Regions from separate parts of the Mus musculus genome. Here region 2 is linked to region 1. Evidence: chromatin loops called from intact Hi-C (ENCODE). Cell type or tissue: left cerebral cortex. All regions are shown on one strand.

What was found. Hi-C counts contacts between places; a loop is a spot of excess contacts. Peaks named below come from ENCODE experiments on the same cell type or tissue, not always from the same donor. Only the 100,000 strongest peaks of a DNase experiment are listed, where the experiment ranks them.
Region 2: it touches region 1 in a loop (6-fold over the local background); 3 of 42 quality-filtered maps call a loop at or near these places.

The regions. Positions count from the first base shown.
Region 1 is chr3:70,305,201-70,313,200 of GRCm38, forward strand. No RefSeq gene overlaps it. Among named protein-coding and RNA genes, the nearest start is that of Gm23477, 80 kb to the left of the region's middle. In left cerebral cortex, no CTCF peak of the experiment used is centred here; DNase peaks (open chromatin) are centred at 2,514, 2,958, 4,275, 6,051 and 2 more places; H3K27ac peaks cover 447 bases.
Region 2 is chr3:70,219,830-70,227,829 of GRCm38, forward strand. No RefSeq gene overlaps it. Among named protein-coding and RNA genes, the nearest start is that of Gm23477, 5.0 kb to the right of the region's middle. In left cerebral cortex, no CTCF peak of the experiment used is centred here; DNase peaks (open chromatin) are centred at 3,699, 4,063 and 5,220; H3K27ac peaks cover 1,117 bases.

The DNA.
Region 1 (8,000 bases):
TTCCTCTAATTCTTCCATAGGGTCCCCAACCTCAGTGCAATGGCTGGATGTAAGCATCTGCATCTGTCTCAGTCAGCTGCTGGTAGAGCCTCTCAGAGGACTTGAGCAGCCTTGAGTCCAATCAGAAAGCTGCTCTTTACTGCCAATGTATATGTGCCACTTATACATTGCACCCTTAACGATTACCTGTCACCATGGCCCTTATTTTAGTTCACAAGCATCATAACTGTGTAGAACATTGCTTTACTCTCTTGTGAACTTGCATGCTTCCTCCTGGTGCCATGAAAGCTAGATATGTAACAAGAATTAGGAAAACGGATGCCATGAATTTGAAAGAGATTAAGGGAATGCATAGAAAAGGTTAGAATGAGGAACAGAAAGAAGGAAAATGATGCAATTAATTTAAAAAATAGGTTTTTTTTAGAAACTGAAATTAATGAAAAAATACTGAAAAAGTATATATTTATTGAGTTTGTTATTTGAATATTTTATACATGTATAACATACATTCTGATGATTACAACTCCTTATCCACCCTTTAAATGTTTCTCCTTTTTATTCTTCCTTTTCCATATAAGCAACCTTAACATATTCATGAAATTCTCAAAAATAAATTTTAAATTATGAACATGAATAAGTTACATATTGTAATCATACTATCATTTTAAAGTATTTATTTAGAAATTTTAAATTTTGTATATGGCTATACATGGGCATGTATGTGTGTATACGATGCCTACAGATGCCAGAGGTGCAGCTTTTCTGTCATAGGTAGATTAGCTCTCTCACAGTACACATCTCACTTCTCTGCTTCTTATAATATTTCTTCTCCTCTTCTTTGATGGTTCCCTAAGACTTTCGTGTAGGAGTTGTGTTTTAGATGTGTCAATTGTGTCTGAGAACCCCATGGCCAGTTGTTTACACCATTATGTTCTGTTGTGGCCTTCTCTGATCATCTCCATCTGCTGCAAAAATAAGCTTTGATGAGGGATGAGAGTTGTATCTATCTATGTGCACATTGATGAATATTTAGAATGTAGTTTGAAATTATACCAGTTTAAGAAATAGCAGTAGTAGAGGAGATTATAGGTTCCATGTCCTCACTATCCATGGCTAATGGGCTGGATTTACAGCATCAAGCACACATTCTCTTATACTGAGAGGGCCTTAAGGTCAAAAAGACAATTGTTCATTACCCATAGGATGTAAGTGTCACTATTGTGTCTTTGGGGTACCTTACAGTTCTGGTTCTTGTAGTTTGTAGATGTTATAACTGGGTAGATGTGTTGGTCATTTTTTGTTGACTTAACAAAAATCAGAGTTATCTAAAATGATAAACCTTAATTGAGAAAATGTCTCCATCAAATTGTTCTGTAGGCAAGATTGTGAGGAAATTTTTTGATTACTGATTGGTGTTGGGAGGGTCAACCATTGTGGGTGGTACCATCCCTCGGCAGGTGGGTCCAAGTTAAACAAAAATAAGAAAGCAGAGTGAACTATGAAAAGTAAGCAAATAAGAAGCATTCTTGCATAGTACTATTTCAGGTCTTCAGTTCCTGCTCTGACTTTTCAAAGTGTTGGACTGTGATGTGGGACTTGTAAGCTGAAACAGACCCTTTTGTCCACAAGTTAGCTCTGGTCAGTATTTTAGCAATAGAAATGAAACTAAGACAGTAAAACTACTGGTTACTTTTTTCTCTTGACAGCTTGGATAGCCCGTTTTTTATACTTTGAAGGCTAGTTGGCTTCTAGTTTCAGTTCTTTCGAGTACTTTACCCAAAGCATATAGTTTCTTTATCAATAGAGTCTTACCAGCAATTTTCTGGGAAGCAACAGAGGGCAGCATTAATAACCTATGTTGTTTTCATGGTTTCTTACACTTTTCTAACTGACAATTTGAAAAGGACTATCCTATGACTGACACTGGATTTTCAGGGGGACTGTTGCCACCTCAAATAGTATAACTTCATTCTAACTATTTTTGTATACACATGAATCTAACACTATGATTTTGTGATAATGATTGCAGTCAGACATTGGAAGATTGAATGAAGTAATTTCCCATAACATGTTTTAAGGCTTTGTGGTATAATTTTAAATAAACCAGAATGATAGATCAAAAGAATGTGTTCATTTTATCCCCTTAATCACAGAGTGTATTTTATTATTGTGGCTGAGAATACAACATAACAATGTGGACCATATTTCATTAGAAAGTCGCTCAGGTTCCCAGAGTATTGTCTTGTAGTTGGCATTGCAACTGAGTATTTAATAATGTATTTTAATACTCTAGATGGCTAGTTATTTTGGCAAAAAAATGTCAGCGAATTTCATGCACATCACCTTATTATCTTATTTCTTTTATAAATTAAGCTTTCTTAGTGAGAAGTAATATTGTTTGGGTTAACTTCGTAATGAGTAGACATTCAGGAAGTTAACAGATGGTATTGTTGGCAAAGAGAGGCAAGCAGAGCCTGCCAATCCAGATCCAAAATAAGTCTGTATTCTAATAAGGAAAAATCCACTGTGGGGAAGGGTCCAAAATAACCAACTTGCTGCCAACAGGCTATCTGCTTTCCTTTGGATATGGGGACCTGCCTGAGGTTCAGAGATGGTGGCTTTTGCTATAAAATTGGGCATTCAATCCTGATGATAGCCAAATTTGTATTAGTGAGGAGTCCATTTGTTGAGTCTATTCAAAATCCCCTTACAGTGCCATGGCTGCAATTTAAATGAACATGTTATGTAAACATGCCTGGGATTTGGGGGAGGAAAATCAAGATTGACTGGCATCTACGTTTAGAACAAGTTGTCCCCTTGATTATTGAAAGCCTCATCTTTAGTGGGAACTTTTTACTGAACATTTGCATAGGACAAAAATAATCTCGAATTCTTAGTTAATTCTGGGAGGTTTATCCAAACCCCTTTGTCTCCAACCATCTGGTCAAACCATTAGTCATTGCCCTTCAATTGTTTCACATGCAATGTCTCCTTCCAGGAAAACTGGACCACAATATGTACCCTGCTAGTTCTGCCCACTAGGAGAATTATCTTTTATATTTTTCCCCAGCATCATTCCAATCAGGGTAGGAGATACAGGGCTATAGCAATTCACTTTGTACTAGTGCCAGCATGTTGGACAGTGCTCTTTTCGAACCAGCCTGGATAAGTTTTCTCTGTGATCAACTCCTGGCAAAAATCTTGCCATGTGGCCACAGGAATAGCACTTGGAGTTACCGACTTGCTTGCTCAGGTAAGCTCATCACTATGTCCCCAGGGACTGCACCTGCTGATGGAATATTAACAGATGTCCACAGCTTACTGATGTAAATGTTTAGTGCACAACAGGCAACTTAGGTATATTTGTTAAAGGCAAAGCTTTTGCCTCTAACAGATACCAATGTAAAGACACTGAAGGCAAATTTGCAGCCAAAGATGAGAAAATTCCTCTTTAATACTTGAGCTATAGTTTTCTATTACACCCCAATATTTATGATGATATCCAGTCAATAGCCAAGTGTTTCCATGGCAGTCAACATGGTGTTACCTTCCTGTTCATAAATAAGTACATAGCGTTACCAGCCCAGTTAACAGCATGAGGTTCCTAAGTCAGAAGTAAAGGCCCCTTGTGAGAGAGTCGAAACCCCTGTCTCTCACAGACAGCAGATAGTTGGTTTATATCAGAGATAGGAGACTAAAGGTATTTTGTTGGCCTATCTTACAATAGTAGATGAATTCTCGAATTCTGTATACAGTGAGTGAATAAAAGTCAAATATTTGTCTAATCAATATTTATGGAGCAGCAGGCAAATAAGGGCAGTGTTTAGTTCTTCCCCAGATGATAATAAATCTTGGATAAGTGCTGCAGTGGGAGAAGTTTCCGATTAGGCATGTAATAATCTTTGTCATTTAAAAAGATCTATCCACCTGGGAGACAATGTGAGCATGCTTTCTGGTTTCATAGCATATTTGTTCCAACTGTACATTTTGGAACTCGATTCAAAGCCAGAAAAATGGAAAGAAGGATTTTTTCCCATGTGGGAGCAATGGCATTTCTGGAACTGTGGGATCTTCTGGACCATGTCACTCACCATTAAGTATGCATATCCCGCCTCTTGAACCTAGTTGGGACTTGGTGACTGGTTGGAGAGCAGAATGGGGCAAAATGGCACTGCTTTAGGAAATATGGCTTCCTTCTGGCACTGTGTGCTTTCCTCAGAGTGCTTATGGTGATTGGCATGCAACCACCATGCTGTAAGGAAGCCCAGGCTGTACTCAGCAGTGACATGGATAGGTTCTGGCTAAGAGCTCCAGTTAAGGTGCCTGCCAACACTCTGTGTTGGTTGCCAGCTGTTCGAGTGAATGAGCCTAGAGACTACTCCAGGCCTCAGTCTTCAGGGCTAAGTGAAGAAGGGCAAGCTTTCCCTTCACATCCAGCCCAAGTAACAAATTTACCAGTACAACAATGTCCTTGTAGTGAGCTACGAGTGATGCCGTGTCACTGGAACTGATGTAATGAGGTCCCATAAGACACTTGAAGCAGTCGCTGAGCAGACTATATTAAAACATTGTCATGAAAACCAGACAATATTCTCTGCTTTGGAGGACTAAGTTTGAAGTTATTATCTAATGATCTCTGAGATATTTGTCTGTGTCTCTTTCCCCACTGAAAATTTTCCCCCGACTGGTTATTTGCTCAAGGTTTCTTTGGGAAGCTACAAAGGAAGATTTACAGTAGAAAATTTGATGTTCTTATAATATACTCTTCAATCATCCATGATGTCATCTCAGAAAAGTCACACTGATCTGTAAACTGTCTGAAGGGAACTTCTCAGTGGTCTCAGTGGTTAGCTACTCCCCAGGGAAGATTCTATAGATTGGACCATTTTGGTAGGCATGATTCTCCTCTTTATTAGCAGGACAGGGGTCTCATTTTTTTATGCCATTGTGTGTGTGTTTGTGTGTGTGTGTATGTGTGTCCTTTTTCCATTCAAGATCTCTAAAATTCTTCTTCTGTGATAACCCATTTAAAAGCATCAGATACATCACATTTCCAGCCAACAAAGAATGCCATCTAAGCACCTTTGAAAAATGCACTCATTTTCTCTAAGGAAATGCCAATTTCAGTGTTTCCATGAAGGGTGTACTTTCTCTGAAACAATATGACTTGGTTCTTTCAAGATACTGGGGCGATAAACACTCAGGTGCCTATGGTGCACACAATTCAGTTTTTCTAGTTCCCTAAGACTCTGAATTACTTTTAATCATACTAAGGTGTCTTTTCCCAGATATGAGACTACTGATGTTTCTACAATGTGAATTTGAGTAAAGATTACAAACAGTTGTGTTGCTAACATCTAAATGTCTAAAACTCTTATATTTTTGTAAACTTAAAAGAATTCGTGCAAGTTTCATGGACTTATATCCACATGACAAGGTCAAAAGGACTCCAGATAAGTACTTCTGTCAATCAATATCCTAAGCTAGCCAGCCTACCCTACTGCCTGTTCCTAAGAATGGGCTCCCTCTCTCTCCCCGTCTCCCTCTCCCTCTCCCTCTCCCTCTCCCTCTCCCTCTCCCTCTCCCTCTCCCTCTCCCTCTCCCTCTCCCTCTCCCTCTCCCTGTCCCTCTCCCTCTCCCTCTCCCTCTTCCTTCCCCTCCCCCTCCCCCCTCCCCTTCCCCCCTCTCATCTGTTGTCTGTCTGTCTGTCTGTCTATGCTTCTAGTGTTGAGACAACTTCCACAGCCTCAACTGTTAGGACCATTGGCCTGAATGGTTCAAGTATACACTCAAGATTTTTCCCCTAGGCTCCTTAACTTTACCTCCTGTCGCTAGTCTATATCTGTCCCAACAGATTTTCAATCAAAGACCATAAATTGTGAAAAAAAATAAGCTTGCCCCAGAGTTGCTGAAAACCCATATAACCTAGATACTTTTGATAGAATTTACAACCATCCAGAGCCTCTGACTTGAACCAGAACTTCTAGACTGCTTCAAAGTTGCAATTTCTAGATTACTTCAAATCTGCCTACACTTCACTAGCCCCAGATGGTCCCACAATATGTGGGTGGCAAGAAAGATGATCCTAGCTCAATTCCTCTCTGCCCTGCTACCCAGTCTTTAAATAGCATTCTAGCCTTCCTAAATCCTGACAATGACTACCTAATTTCAGTTAAAATACAGTTATAGAATAGATTAAGTGATTATCATGAACATAAAGACTAGAATGTCAAGTTCAAAAGAAACCTGGAACAAATGGCTAACTATTAGTATATGGCCTATTAGTATACTAAAGAGAATGCTGGTCTCCAGGTTCACTCAGTACCTGTGGCTCCTCTCAGCTCTTCACACCCTCCCTGCTGTCTGTCCTAAATTTCATAGTTCATAGGCTTCCCTTCCCCAGCTCCTGATTCCTATATAGCACTGCCATTTTTACCACGAGCCCTCTTGATCTTCTTCTTCCTTGGTTCCCTTTGCTGCCTTTCTCTTCCTCTCTTATCCCACCCTCTCCTCTCATGACCCAGTTCAGTATTCTGGTTATATTTAGTCTACCTACTCTCCCTGCACTAAACAATTCCAGATGCCTCTGGCTGTAATCTTCCTTATATCTACAGTAAAAACCATCTACTCAACCATTAAAAAAACCTTTTACCATTACTTAACCATGAATCGAGGTTTCATTCAACTAACCTGCTAAATATTGGATATCTTCTTAGCTGTTTATATATATGCCAACAATTTATGCCTAGTTATACCCATCATGAAAGACTTAGTTTATTTGATAATAGATTCTTTTCCTTCAAAGTTTACCATTAGAATCCATGATCATATATAAATTCATGCACACACACACACACACACACACACACACACACACACACATACACACACACAATTTTCATGGTTTCCCTTTTACTAGTAGAAACATTTAGAAGGTAAAATCGGTCTCCAACTGAAATAAAATGCATTCTTGTTCTCATCTTGCTCAAACTCCAACTGACTGAGCAGGATCTGGCTCTGATCCTAGATTCTAGACTACTTAGAAGGGATAACAATATGGGAAAGCTTACTTTTGTAAATCTGTGTTCCAGTGTCGTACATCGACAGTTATATATGTAAAGAAACACCAGGGAGGCCAAAGTGAGAAGAATCTGTCCATACTGGTTGGAGAGGCTTTGCAGTACTCATGATGATTTCAATATTCTTAGCTGAATTCATTTCAGTGTTTAGGGGGCTTCCTCTTGTCTGGCTGATGCTCTCAGTTTCACCTAAGGAATCTGACAAGGAAATATATTTAGTTGCTATTTAACACAATTTACTTACTTTTAAAGTCGGAGATAAAGGAATCCTTTTAGCCTACTTTACTCATAGAATGTTCATTACTGTACTTGGAGTAGATGAGCTTATACTATCCTTTTGTGTGTTTCTTACAAGATTTGATTTTGTTTTATTCTCATTCACATTGTTACATCATCATGACTTCTCAGGCCTCTAAAGTCAGTCTTTAATTAGCCCTTCATTCCAGTTAACTTTAGGTGATAATTTAAACGTTGAGTTCCTGGATTCATGAATTGCCTGAGGCTGGGTTCTTATTGCCTACCAACCTGCCCATAAACCGGTTTTAGGGTTTGTTTCCACAGGGATATGGTACTTACAGCCATGTCTGCAACTACTCAATATCTGTCAAAATTCTGGTTAGGAACAAAAGGAGCTGCTTAGCTTGTTAAAAGACAAAGGGAGTTGCGAGGTAGCTCGTGCCTATAGTTCCAGTACATGGGATGCAAAGGAAGGAAGAATGCTATGGCAACCTAGGCTATATTGTGAGTTCTAGGACAGAGCAAAAGTATTCCTCCAAACCAAGCAAATACAAACAAAACAAATAGAACAAACCACCACCAAACAAACAAGTCACAGACAAAAGAAAGAAATTAGATTTGTTAAAATATGTATCAGGTGGGCCATATAATCTCTAGGAAAATTAGAGATATAGGTTGTAAAGC
Region 2 (8,000 bases), 85 kb before region 1:
TAGCTCTTTATTTAAAGTTTCTCTTCTTACTTGAAAGCCAGAAATTTCACTCAATATACTGCCTTCACTTAATTTTGTTCAGGATCTTTTATTCTTTGTTTTTTCAGTTTTACTTTTCTCCTCTTTTGTTGTTGTTGCTGCTGCTGCTGCTGCTGCTGCTGCTCCTCCTCCTCCTCCTCCTCTTCTTCTTCTTTTCTTCTTCTTCTTCTTCTTCTTCTTCTTCTTCTTCTTCTTCTTCTTCTTCTTCTTCTTCTTCTTCTTCTTCTTCTTCTTCTTCTTCTTCTTCTTCCTCTCCCTCCCCCTCCTCCTCCTCTTTGGCTGGGCCCTTTTGCTTTATTCCAGACCTTTCAGGCAGAAATATACATTGTTAACACTTTTCTTTGAATTATTCATCATTCTAGTTGTTATACTGCTGGATGATGATCTCGTTTGATTTTTCAGTGGCAATAATTTAGTTTAGACATCTCAGCCATTATGAATCTATTTTTCTCTTGACTTTCAAAATAAGATATGAGGTTTCCAGGAAATACTCTGTTGTTGCATTTGGAGTGTCATGTATTTGCGTTCAGTCTGTCTTCATCTTGACAAGGACCACCCTTCACTCCTCATCTTCCCCTCCATGGACAATATATGTTTGATTGATAGCATCTGGTTTGTTTCCTGCTGAGGACCAACTCCAGGCCTGCTAAGGAAGCATGCTCCTGATACTCTCCAGCATTCCCCATCTGAGAATGTCTCCACCACTTCTTCTCTCACAGCATTCTGCTCTTTTCCTTCCTTCTACTTGCTTGATCCCCATTCCCTCTTCTCATGAACTTTCTTTTCCTCTTTATTTATCTAATCTTGCTGCATTAATTATCCTTATAGAAACTTGTTCTCAGAGGTTGCCATGTCTGTCTATAGGGTTTTGGTAAGACCTGCTACCTTTCCTCAAATTCTGGGTGGGCTTGAGGTGACTTCATTCAGAGAGTGGGGTTTATAATTATTAGTAGATGGTGTGCATTCTCTGAGTAAGAATCTTATTTGGGGAGTAAACTTGGATAGATGCTAGAATGTGCATATTTTACAGCATCATCTAGGTTCCCTCAGGCCATAAGACACTAAGGTGTAGAACTGATGAAATTCTTATACAATCATATTTAATTTTATTAAAAATTTTGAATATCTAGCAAATATATAAGCATGCATGGAAATAACTAGTTATAGAACTAAACTGAGCCTTCTACATAAAAATTTCGGGACATTATAGAGAAATGGTGAGTAAAAGGGTATTGAAAACCTAGTACTAATTAGATAATCTCAAAGGATAGGAAGAATTTGGAAGTGTGATAATAGCAACTTCATTGATTTACTATAACTCTTTTTTCATATATATGTATATATATATATGCATACACAAAATATATGTACAAATCTTCTTTCCTTTTAACATATAGCATAGGTAATTTATTCAAAATATCTTTGAGTGATATGTGGTTTAAATCAGCTCTTCTTTTTTCAATAAATTAAGCCATTAGATGCTTTTAGTTTATAAAAGAGAATTTCTTTGCAATATGATTATTTAGTATTTTGACACAGACTGTACCCAGCTCACACACATGTATCCAAAGCCTAAAAAATCAAAACCCATCTGAAATTTTGTGTTTTCCAAAAATTTGCTTCAGCCATTTAAAAGTGTTTTTCTTTTCTCCTTATTTTATATGTTTGAGTGTTTTGTCTGATGTATGTCTGTGTATCATGCATTTTCAGTACCCATGGGGACTGGAAAAAGGTATTAGATCCCTTGAGACTCAAGTAACAGATAGTTATGAGCCACATTTTGAGGGCTGGAACTCAAACCAGGGTTCTCTGGAAAAGAAACCAATACTCTTGAATGCTAAGTCCTCTTTCCAGTTCCCGCTTCAGCTACTTTTGATAAAAGTACATGAATATGATAGAATTATCATAGGAAAGATTGAACACAAGCTTAGCAATAAAATCTCCACATCTTCCGATTGTCAAATACAGACATACTGATTTTAAACAATTTATTTGAATGGAAATCCTTTACTGAATGGATTCAAAGCAGTGCATCTTAGACTTCCTATAAAGTGCTTTGGTTGATTTCTTCAGCGAGCAGACTACAGTGTGGGAATGAGTGGGGTGGGGGAAATGGGGTTGAGTCTTTGGAGGAATTATTCACATAGACAAAATCATCACGTATCTACTGTCAGCCCAGATACAGAGTTCAGATTAACCATAACTGGAAGGGAGAGCTGGGACTGTGGCTACATTATGCTTCTACAATTGAGAGCTTGCTCTTCATCCCACTTGATTTGGAAAGACGACTCTGAGGAGGATGGAGGCCGAGTGGCCGAGGCTAAAAGCCTAACTGGGAAGGAATTAGAATCAGTGTTAGATACTCTCCCTCATCTAACTGGTATATGACATTTTTGGAAATTTTCTTCCACCAGTTTTCAAATAGAACTATGGCCAGAGGGTCCATAGATGTTTTACTTGAAAAGAAAACAGGATGACTGTCTTTAGTATTAACTAATTTGCTACCGCAATTTTTTTTTTGCAGTATAGTGGAGTTAATGCTTGTGTTTCTTAATACCAACAATAGATTTGTGTGTTTGTTTGCATGTGTAAATATCAAGTATTTTTATCCTAAAATAGAAAAATAACACCATTTTTATTAACTTAAGTCTAAAATTCATGGAGGCTTATGAGAGATTTGTCAGTGGTTAGAGCACTTACTGTCTGAGGGAGCAACAGAGTGTGCTTCCCAGCACCTACATCGGGAGGCCCACAGTTCTAGTTCCAGAGGATCTGGATATCCTCTTCTCTCCTACCTAGGCGCCCTCACACACACACACACACACACACACACACACACACATATATATATATATATATATATATATATATATATATACACACACACACACACATACATACACACACACACACACAAAGAGAGAAAAAGAGAGGCAACTACCTATGAATGAAAAAACAGTATGAGAATAAAATTCTTGCCTCTTTCAGTCTCTTCCTTGACACAATTTTTTTTTTTCATTCTACTTCCAGTATCGGAAGACAGGGTATTTAAGAAAATTCTTATTTATTTTATTATTTTATAAACAAAAGCCTAACATTACTACTGAAGTATAATTAAAAGCACTATTAATACAATGAAGATGAAGACTTCCCTCTGGAGATCGGTTTAGCTAGCTTTCAAATACATTTATTCAAGAGAGGCATTACTATTATGGTAGTTCATCCCTCTTTTTATAGCAAGCCCCGTGGCTGTGTCATCCCCCGTGGTCTATTAATCTCTTACTGCATTACCCTGAAATTGTGTTGGTTATAAGTAATCATAAACTGCCAGCTTTGAAACTCTAACATTTGTTAGCTTCACAGGCAGGAAAAAACCAGTGATAAGTGAGGTTGTTAAAAAGTCAAATTAAATGTTAATTGATGCAAGGGCACAAAGCTTTAAGGCACTTAAGAGTTTATATGTAGGCACTACATTTATTAGACCTGACAAATTGTTCTGAAGACTTTCCGTAGTAGACATTTGCGTTTATATATTTTTTTTTTGTACCACTCTTCTCAACTTGATCCTGACAATTCAAAACCAGTCTGAATACTGCTTTTGTTAGAGGTTTACATAGTTTCATATGAAGCCACAGGCAAGATTCTAACTCCATCCTATATATTTACAATGTTTTATATTTAAGCGGTGTGGTGATCTAAGAAAAGAATCAAAGAACAGACTATCTTAGAAATTTGCATAAAGAGAAAAGGACACACATACTCTTGGGGAATTAAAGAGAAGGTTCTTTCTTAATCATCTCATACATTTAAATTACTCAGATTTGCATAAATGCTGAAGTGTGAATTGTTGCTTTTTTTTTTTTAAATCCAATTCCTTTTCAGACCATTGCTAATTATTCTTGGCTAATGTGGTAAAGTTAAAGGCACAGAGAATCACTGATAACTGCTTGGCTTTCTCTTCCCCAGTGCTGACAGTAGGCTGGCAACACAGATCCCCTGTCTGATAGACAAGGCAGAAGTGGGCTGCGATGGTGCTGTTGAGACAGCTGGCTTTCTTGCGTCTTTGGATGCTCATATACTGAAAAAATAGGAAAGTATGTGTGTAGCTCAAAAAGGATCATGTTTTATAGAAATGGCTCACTTATCACCAAATTTTGCTGGATTTTTTCCTTATCAGTAGAACTGGCCTAGAACCAGTTAAAAACTGGATTCTGTTTGGTACTTTTAAATATCTCACATTTCCCACAAATTTGTTGCTTATGAAGTAATGGCAAATACAGTAACAAACAAGGGGTCAAGACCATCTGAAGTGCTCTTAGGTGATCTTGATTCATATTGGATATGGAATTTTCTGTGGTCACAAATATGAAAATTCCCAGCACATTCATGTGTAGGGTGTGTGTGTGTGTGTGTGTGTGTGTGTGTGTGTGTGTTGTGTGTTGGGGGTAGAATGTTCTTTTCTGAATCTGCCCCAATTTATAGAATTTCTCAGATTGCGATTGCGATTTTTCTCAACTGTGCTGTGGATTCTGACACTCCCTTCTGACATGCCGTTGGAGCAGCCTTGTTTTCTTGATTACAATGTATTAGAATTTTCTTGATTACAAGGTATTAGAATTAGGACTCCAGCGAAGCATTAGCATTGCTGGAAGGAAGTATGAAAAGCATCTGTCTGCTAGAAATATACGTGTATTTGGATGCGAACCTTGTCAAACAAAATTTAACAGACATTATTGCATGTCCACATTGTTCTTTATTGAGTAGAATACACACAGAAAGCTATAATACAGTTGGTAGCCATTAGGCTCTAGAAGCCTACTCAAAAAGGGTGGTAAATGGAGCAATGGTGCCATTGTGTCTCATTATTCAGAATATTCAGCAGAAAGGCCAAGCTTATCAATCTAGATGTCCATGAATCTAAAAGTGCCACAGACAGAATTTAATTTGGTCAGCAGTAGCTGCTGTAACAAATATTTCCCCAACGGTGTAACAGAAGCAATGCTTACATATAGCTTACAAAACCATACTGCTTGAATTTCTGGCTCTCCAAGTAGTGATGCTGGCAGGGACCAAGACTCCTCACATCTTACGACTCCATCTCATGTCTGCACATGCTTTCCAGGATTATTATGGTTTTTCTAATTTGAGCTTCGGAAGAGTGTGGTGGCTCTTCCAGAGGAAGTGTAGAGTGGCGCAGTCACACATCAGTGCTGCCTGCCCTCTTTTGGAGAAAATATTCTACAGCTTGCTTCACTGAGGCTGAGAGAACTGATCCAGCTATGAGTTCAGGAGTAGAGGCATGTGGATGGTGTGTGCCAGCCAGTCTTTACCACACGGTGCTATTTTGGTTTTTATCTCCGTGTGAATATCTATAAAAAGTTAGTTTATAATAATCTTCAAGAGGCAAATATGTTCTAGAAAAAGTACCTATTTTTTTTAAGAGAACAAAGTTTTCATTATTAGTATGTGTATTGGGATTTGAAGATATGTGTGCATGAGAGGCCAGAGGAGGGAGTGCTATCCTCTGCAGCTGGAGTCACAGGTGACTTCAGCTGTCTGACATGGTTCTGGGAGACATATTTGAGTCCTCTGCAAAAGCAGAACTTGCTCTTAACCACTGAACCATCTCTCCAGACCAATGTCATTTTAAAAATTAATTTTTCTTTAGTTTCAATATTATTCAACAAAGTGATAGGACCTTATACCTTATCTTAATATTACATTATACAGTGTGATAAAATAAGAAATTTACGTCTCATCTAGGCTTGATTTCCTAAGTCAAAGCTTTTTACATCCTTGTAGCTGGGTGCTGGCAGGTTCCTTTGTTGTAAGTTTGGTCTTCAATTCTGATTTCTGGCATAGGAAAGAGCTTTATAATTTCTTGAGTGATAGAAGCTTGCAAGACAGAGCTTCCAAATTCACTGAAATTTCTTTGATGACAGAAACATCTTTTGTTCTAATGAGGCAGGTCTTGGCATACTCTTGGATACTCTCATAGGACCTGGTTGCCAGGAGACCCAATGATGTGATTAGGATGTTGGGATTTTTCTTCCCACATCTCTTGATCTCCAGGGATAGTGGAGGAGTTGAAAGCTGAGGTGACAATCATGATTGAATCAGTCAAGCCTACACAATAAAGCCATAACGCCCCAGAAGGACAGGGACTAGGGAGATCACATAGATGCCTTGGGGGAGGTTTGCTCAAAGAGAACATGGAAACTTAGAACTTGCTCTTCTCCTTATTTTGTGATACAATATCTACTAAACTGGAATTTTCTCTCTCAGATAAACTGGCTGACCAGTGAGCCCCTGAGATCTACCTGTCTTCACCCTTAGCGCCTTGCTCCCAGCACTGAAGTTACAGATATATACCATCATGCTAGCTTTTGAAATTACAGGTGTGTACAACCGTGATAGCTTTTATGTTTACATTGGAAATACAAACTCAGTTCTTCACGCATGAGTGGCAAGCAGTTTGCCTTCTGAGGTGGCTCCTCCTTAGCACACTATGCATTTCTTCATCTATTTGTCTAGTGTCTTTAAAAAACAACAAAACGTTTTCTTGTTTCTTTGTGAATTTCACATCATGCATCCAATCTCATTCATCTCCCCCTCCAATCATACCTGCCTACCTTCCACCTTTGCAACCTAACCTCCAACAAAGAAAGGAAACCTCATTGTGGTAACTGTCATGTGTTGCTCTGTGTCCCACAGTATACCCTTTTGGCCACACTTTATGCCTACGAATGTTCATTGCAATGAGTCATTGGTCTTCTTTGAGGCCTCTGTCTTCTGCCACTCTGCCAATACTGGGACCTCATTGGGACTCCTCTTGGAGTCCCATCCTGCTGTTGCCTTGTGTCATGGAAATCCTGTAGTTTTGGATCTGTAGGACGAGCCCCTTCATGTGCCCCATAGATTCATCTATGGTGTAGATGTTGGGGTGGGACAATTCAAAGCTCTGGATCTGGGCCTGAGAGATATCTGAGTTGGTTAGACATCAGGCTGTCCCACTATCATGCCCTCAGGGCAAGCTCACCAGCAACACCCAAAATGAGAGTCAGTTCTCTCCTGTTGCCCAGGTCAGGTACGGTGTCCACTACCACCAGGAGTTGCAGCCAGGGACAGACATCGCTGGTTCTCTCACTCTCTTGACTCCTGGCTCTCCTACCTGCCATAGGTAGTGAAGTATAAGGGAGGAGAGGAGGATATCTTTCATCCACACCACTGCACAGCAGAGAAGAGGCAGAGATGACTCTCCTTGCTCAAGCCCGTAAGGCTAGCTTACCTGCAAAACCCATGTCCAGGGCCAGCTCTACTCTGTAGCCCAGGTGAAGAACAGGGCCTGCTCTCTCAAGTGCTAAAACAGGTGGGGGGCGGAGACAGCTCTTCTGTTCTCATGTCCCCAGGGCCGCCTCTCCCACCTGCCATAAGTGGCAAGGCACGAGGGTTGGGGAGGTCATCTTTCCCTTGCCCATGCTGCAGTGTAGCAGACAAGTAGTAGTGCTAGTTTTTCCACACTCTCACCTACAGGACCAGCTCAACTACATTCCAGTCATCAGGGTCAGCTCAACTGTGCTACCTAGGTGAGGTGTCAAGCCTGCTCTCCCAAGTGCTTCAGCAGGTAAGGGGCAGGGCCAGCCCTCCTCTCTCATGACCCCATAGGGGTCCGTTCTCCTGTCTGCTGACCATGGTGTGGGCAAAAAGGACTGGAATGGACCTTTCCCTCACTGGTATCACCGAACACCAGACAAGAAGCAGGGTCGAACTCTTGTCCACACTCATGCCCTCAGGGTCAAATCACTCACAACCCCCATATGCAGGGCTAGCTAGCCCTGCTGTGCTGCCCAGATTAAGTACAGGACCACTTTCCCAAGGGCTGCAGTAGGTGAGTGGCAGGACCAGCTTTCTTGCTCTAAGGACCTCAAGGACAATTCTCCTGCCTGCTGTAGAGGCACCCA